Regions from separate parts of the Homo sapiens genome. Here region 1 is linked to region 2. Evidence: read pairs that join two places in POLR2A ChIA-PET (ENCODE). Cell type or tissue: Panc1. All regions are shown on one strand. Links, peaks and the distances in the headings refer to the core of each region. The heading gives the core; the rest is flanking DNA.

What was found. ChIA-PET counts read pairs that join two places held together with the same protein. Peaks named below come from ENCODE experiments on the same cell type or tissue, not always from the same donor. Only the 100,000 strongest peaks of a DNase experiment are listed, where the experiment ranks them.
Region 1: POLR2A ChIA-PET joins it to region 2 with 7 read pairs; 4 of 35 experiments call an interaction of 5 or more read pairs at or near these places.

Annotation. Positions count from the first base shown.
Region 1 is chr3:23,785,606-23,788,519 of GRCh38, reverse strand. No RefSeq gene overlaps it. Among named protein-coding and RNA genes, the nearest start is that of UBE2E1, 19 kb to the left of the region's middle. In Panc1, for the core only: no CTCF peak of the experiment used is centred there; no DNase peak of the experiment used is centred there; H3K27ac peaks cover 84 bases.
Region 2 is chr3:23,641,786-23,644,699 of GRCh38, reverse strand. No RefSeq gene overlaps it. Among named protein-coding and RNA genes, the nearest start is that of UBE2E1, 160 kb to the left of the region's middle. In Panc1, for the core only: no CTCF peak of the experiment used is centred there; no DNase peak of the experiment used is centred there; H3K27ac peaks cover 271 bases.

The DNA of each region.
Region 1 (2,914 bases), core at 183-2,682, 140 kb before region 2:
GATTGTGCCACTGCACTCCAGTGTGGGCAACAGTGAGACACCATCTCTTTAAAAAAATTACTTTTCAATAGTAATAGAAATAATACACACTTAATACAGGAAACTTGGAAAATGAAGAAAACATAAAAGTTCGCTCATAAAAACACCATCCTGAAGGCCGGATGCAGTGGCTCAAGCCTGTCATCCCAGCACTTTGGGAGGCCGAGGCAGGTGGATCATTTGAGGTCAGGAGTTTGAGACCGGCCTGGATAACATGGCGAAACCCCGTCTCTACTACAAATACAAAAAATAGCTGGGCGTGGTTCTGCGTGACTGTAATCCCAGCTACTCAGGAGGCTGAGGCACGAGAATCATTTGAATCCGGGGGTCGGAGGTTGCAGTGAGTCGAGATTGCACCATTGCACTCCAGCCTGTGTGACAGAGAAAGGCTCTGACTCAAAAAAAAAAAAAAAAAAAAAAGCCAGGCGCAGAGGCTCACGCCTGTAATCTCAGCACTTCGGGAGGCCGAGGCAGGTGGATCGCGAGGTCAGGAGTTTGAGACCAGCCTGGCCAATATGATGAAACCCCGTCTTTACTAAAAATACAAAAACTAGCTGGGCGTGGTGGCACACACCTGTAGTCCCAGCTGCTCAGGAGGCTGAGGCAGGAGAATCGCTTGAACCCAGAAGGTGGAGCTTGCAGTGAGCCAAGATCACGCCACTGCACTCTAGCCTGGGTGACAGAGCGAGACTCCGTCCAATATTTTCTCTACACATATGTGCATATGTGTGTGCGTGTGTCAGTGTGTGTGTATATATATATGGGGATCATTTTGTATGTGTACCTTTACATACTGAAATTTTTTCTCTTCATATTTTCAGGATGAGCATTTTTGAAATAGTTAAATTGATGAATACACAAGCTGCTTTTTAAGGCTCAGACTCTGGATCAAAAAGTTCTTTCCATCGAGTTTTGATTCCTTCAGCAGCTGTTTTAGAATTCAGATGGGGGCTGGACGCGGTGGATCATGCCTGTAATCTCAGAATTTTGGAAGGCCAAGAGGGCGGATCACTTGAGCTCAGGAGTTCAAGACCAGCTTTGGCAACATGGCAAGACCCCATCTCTAAAAAAAATACAGCTGGGCATGGGGGCTCACATCTGTAGTCCCAGATACTCAAGAGGCTGAGGTGAATGGATTCATTGAGCCTGGGAGGTCCAGGTTGCAGTGAGTTGTGACTGCACCACTGCAATCCAGCCTGGGCTACAGAGCTAGACTCCGTCTCAATAAAAGAATTAAAAAAAAAATACATAAATAGAAACAACAGTAAAAAAAAAAAAAAAAAAAAAGAAAGAAAACAAAAACCAATAATTCAGATGGGAACTGCCCTGTGTTTGAGTATTTCAGTGGTGGACTCCATGCTTAGAGAAAGAACTGCATGGGGGTTGGATTGAAGGCCGACCCAGGAGACTCTTGGGGTTCAGCAGTTCTAAGGCTCTGTAGAGGACCTATGTTTGTTCTGGGTACTGCAACACCTCTCTTAACGGTAGCTTTGACCTTAGGGACACAGAATGAGAAGTGACATTCCAACTATGCAAGCTCCTTCAAAATAGGAATTATTTTTTTTTGTTTTTGCTTTTGTTGTTACATCTCTATGCCCCAGGGCTCAGAACTTGGCCTGACACATAGTAGGTATCAATAAAGTTGATGGATGAAGGCCGGGTGCGGTGGCTCATGCCTGTAATCCCAGCACTTTGGGAGGCTGAGGCAGGCAGATCACCTGAGGTCGGGAGTTTGAGACCAGCCTGACCAACACGGAGAAACCCTGTCTCTACTAAAAATACAAAATTAGTTGGGCATGGTGGCTCATTCTTGTAATCCAAGCTACTCGGGAGGCTGAGGTAGGAGAATCACTTGAGCCCGGGAGGTGGAAGTTGCGGTGAGCCGAGATTGCACCACTGCACTCCAGCCTGGGCAACAAGAGCATCTCAAAAAAAAAAAAAAGTTGATGGATGAATGAATCAATAAATGAATTAGTGAGTGAATGGATGAATGAATGAATAAAGTGGAGAAGGTGGACAGGTGCCTATTGATGTGAATTAGACATCTTCTTACAATCCCACTTTGGCCTCAAACAGCTCCTCTCCATGCCTCAAGTTCCACCATGAGATTATTTTTTCCAGCCAGTCTTTTTTTACACTTTTTTTTTTCACCAAAAGCAAGCATCCCTCAGAGGGCTACCTGTTTCCGTTAAACAGCCTTTGCAAATACATTGATGCTGGGATTTTAGGAAGGGGATTTCCTACAGTTTGGCATAGTCAATACTGTTCTAGGTAAACCAGCTTCCTAAGCCAAGTTCTCTGTCCTTTTAAATATTTATAAAGCAATTGTGTGCCCATCGAGGGTGTTTTCCCCGGAAGCAAGGAGACTTTGCCATTAAAAGCTCAGGGAATGGAGAGCAGAGAGGTCAGTCAATGGACTCTTCCCAATAAAAATTCTTTATGGGTGACATTGTTCCTCCTGGCAAAGATGGAATAATCTGGCATGGGAAAGAGTGCAACCCCACAACTTGGAGACTTTCTCTTAGAAGACTGGTAAAGAGCAGAACTTGCTTCCTCTTGGTTGTCACCTAAAGAGCTGACTTACAAAAGATTTCTCCATAAGGGCATAGCCTAGAGCAAGCCCAGGTTTACTAAGCCACCTTTCTGTTTAAGTGTCCCCTCTACCTTGTTCAATTCTCCCTAACCCTGCTTTAATCTTTCTTCATAGCATCTCTCAACACACGATATTCTATATATTTGTGTATTTATCTCCTTTCCAACTAGAATAAGACCCCACAAGAATAAGGATGATTGTTTAGTTTTATTCACTGCTGTTGTTGAGTGCCTAGAATGTTGCCTGGATCCTATTTTTTTAAGTGAATATTGAACGAATCTT
Region 2 (2,914 bases), core at 311-2,810:
AAGAATAAAAACTTCTGATGCTTAAATAGTGGAGATGAATTACAATTTCTTTAAAAACACAGTGGGGTCAACAAGACATGCCTGGGGCTGAGTCTGTGGCTTGTGATCTCTGGAGGATTCTCTTGCTGTCCTGGCTTCAGAACCCTGGGGACATGTCACTATGTCCAAACCCACTACCAGGCACCTTGGATTTGCAGAGGCTTGGACCATCCTCCTGTTGTTTCAGGCCTTCCCACTTCCACATGGGCTTTGGTTCTACCGGACCCTTCAGGCTGAGGCCTTTCTCCTTTGTATCCATCGGCTTGGGCTGCCATAGTGAAATACTACGGACTGGGTGGCTTCAACAACAGAAGTTTATTTTTCACGGTTCTGGAGGCTGGAAGCCCAAGATGAAGGTGCCAGCAGGTTGGGTTTCCGCTGAGGCCCCTGTCCTTGGCCTGCAGATGGCAACCCTCTTGCTGTATCTTCCCATGCTTGTCTTACTCCCCCAACATCTCTGTGTGTCTTAATCACCTCTTCTTAGAAGGACACTAGTCATATTGGACCAGGGCCCACACTAACAGCATCATTTTAAATTAATTACCTCTTTGAAGACCCTACCTCCAAATACAGTCACATTCTGAGGTATTGTGGATTAAGACTTCAACATATGAATTTTCGGAGGAAGAGGATTCAGTCCCTAATACCTTCTACAAGCTCCATCAGCCCTACCCAACTCCCCATTCCTCCCCAGAGGTGAGAGAAGAGGGAATACGGACAAGCCTTACCTGTAGAATTTCCAAAGAAGAATGCTTCCAGAAGAACTACTACCAGATCATTTCCTCACTGAACCTGGACCACTGGACTGATCTCTCTACAACAGGCTCGGACTCTCAAACAGCCTCTTTCACCTCACCTGCCTGCTCTGCAGGTCTGAAGTGACCACATAGAAGTTACAAGTCTCCTCTTCTATAATCCCCTATGTGGTAGGTTGCTGCCAAAGATGAAGAGAGTCATGATCGCACCACTGCACTCCAGCCTGGTGGACAAAGGGAGGCTCTGTCTCAAAGAAAAAAAAAAAAGATGGCTACACCAATCCGTCCATTTTTGAATGAGTACATCATTTTTCCCATCTAGAGGTGGGGCCTATTTACCCTCACCTCCTCTCGAATCTGAGTTGACTTTTGAGGCCTGCTTTTTTTTTTTTTTTTGAGTTTTTAGAGACAGGGTCTCACTACACTGCCCAAGTTGGGTTTGAACTCCCGATCTTCCTGCCTCAACCTCCTGAGTAACTGGGACCTCAGGTGCACACCATTGTCCCCAGCTTTTTGTGTCTTGCTTTGACCAATAGAATGTAGTGGAAGTGATGCTGTGCCAGGTTAGCCCCTAGGAGGCCGGGCAGCTTCCACTTCTGCCCTGTTGAAACGCTGAGACCACCATGCTGTGGAGAAGCCCAAGTTGCCTTGTGGCGAGGCCCTGTGGAGGATAACAAAGATGTCCCAGCCAACAGCTCAGCCCAGCCAGCAGCTGCTTAGAGTCAAAAGAGTGACCCAGTTGGGACCACAGAATAATGAGAACTAATCATCATTGCTTAAGCCACTAAGTTTTGGGGGTGATTTGTTATGTAGCAGTAGATCACTGAAACACGTCTTCCCAGTTCAACTCTCCCCTGAGCTTCCTATGTGTTATCCAAGGTTTCAATCACTGTGCTCATCTCAGTGTGAGGGAATGAAATGCTTGCCTTCGTGGAAAAGAGACACGAATGGCACTGTAGAACAAAGCTGTGTGGGAGATCTCTTATAGTTCACTTCTTCTCTTGTCCTACTGGCTTCATTCTTAACTTACATGTTATTATGTGAAATTTCTATAGCAAAGAGTTATTCTTCATACAGGAGGTGCGAGCTATATAGACAAAGACTGGAGACAACCCTTATTTATTTATTTATTGAGATGGAGTCTTGCTCTGCCGCTCAGGTTGGAGTGCAATGGCATTTTCTTGACTCACTGCAACCTCCACCTCTTGAGTTCAAGAGATTCTCCTGCCTCAGCCTCCTGAGTAACTGGGATTACAGGCGCACGCCACCACACCCAGCTAATTTTTGTATTTCTGGTAGAGTCGGTGTTTCACCATGTTGGCCAGGATAGTCTTGACCTGCTGACCTCATGATCCATCTGCCTTGGCCTCCCAAAGTGCTGGGATTACAGGCATGAGCCACCATGCCCCGCCAAGACAACCTTTATTATATGGGAAATTTTTGTCGTAACTATACTCCCGGTGTGCTATGTCGTAGTATATTTATGAGGATATGAAAACCATGGTTACATAGAGATGCTCTGGAGAAACGGTGTCACTAGAAACAGGTACCATACTCCATTCCTGCACTTTAAAGTTTCACATTCGTTATGCAGTCAGCTGGGCTTTGCTGCATCGTACTGCAGTTGGAAGGTTTTTTTGTTTTGTTTTGTTTTTTCAAGTGAAAACCAAGGCACAGAGAAACTGAATGACTTATGTGGAGGCAAAGCATTGGTAGACATCAAGAGAGGCTGTTATATTCTTGACGTCAATGCTGACACAAGTCTCGTGGTGGAGTAGACACTACGTACAATAGGAAGGAGTGGGAAGGGCCAGGAGGCAGCATGGAAAAGCCCTGAGGATGAGGCCTTGTTTTGTTCATCTTGTAGCTCCTGGAACACCTTGGTAATCTGTGTGTGTTAGAGCCCATTGACTTTCACTCTGTGTCTAGAGCACAGATTTGCCTGGAGAAACCTGGGTTCAAGCCCTGGATCTCCTGCTCCCTGGCTGTCTGATACTGGCCAAATCAGTAAATATGCAGATGGTCTGGTTTCCTCACCTCCAAAATGAAGGTGTGAATACTCTACCACTCCTAATGCTTAATAGCATTCTGCAAAACATTTAGAAGTAATAGTGTTCTAG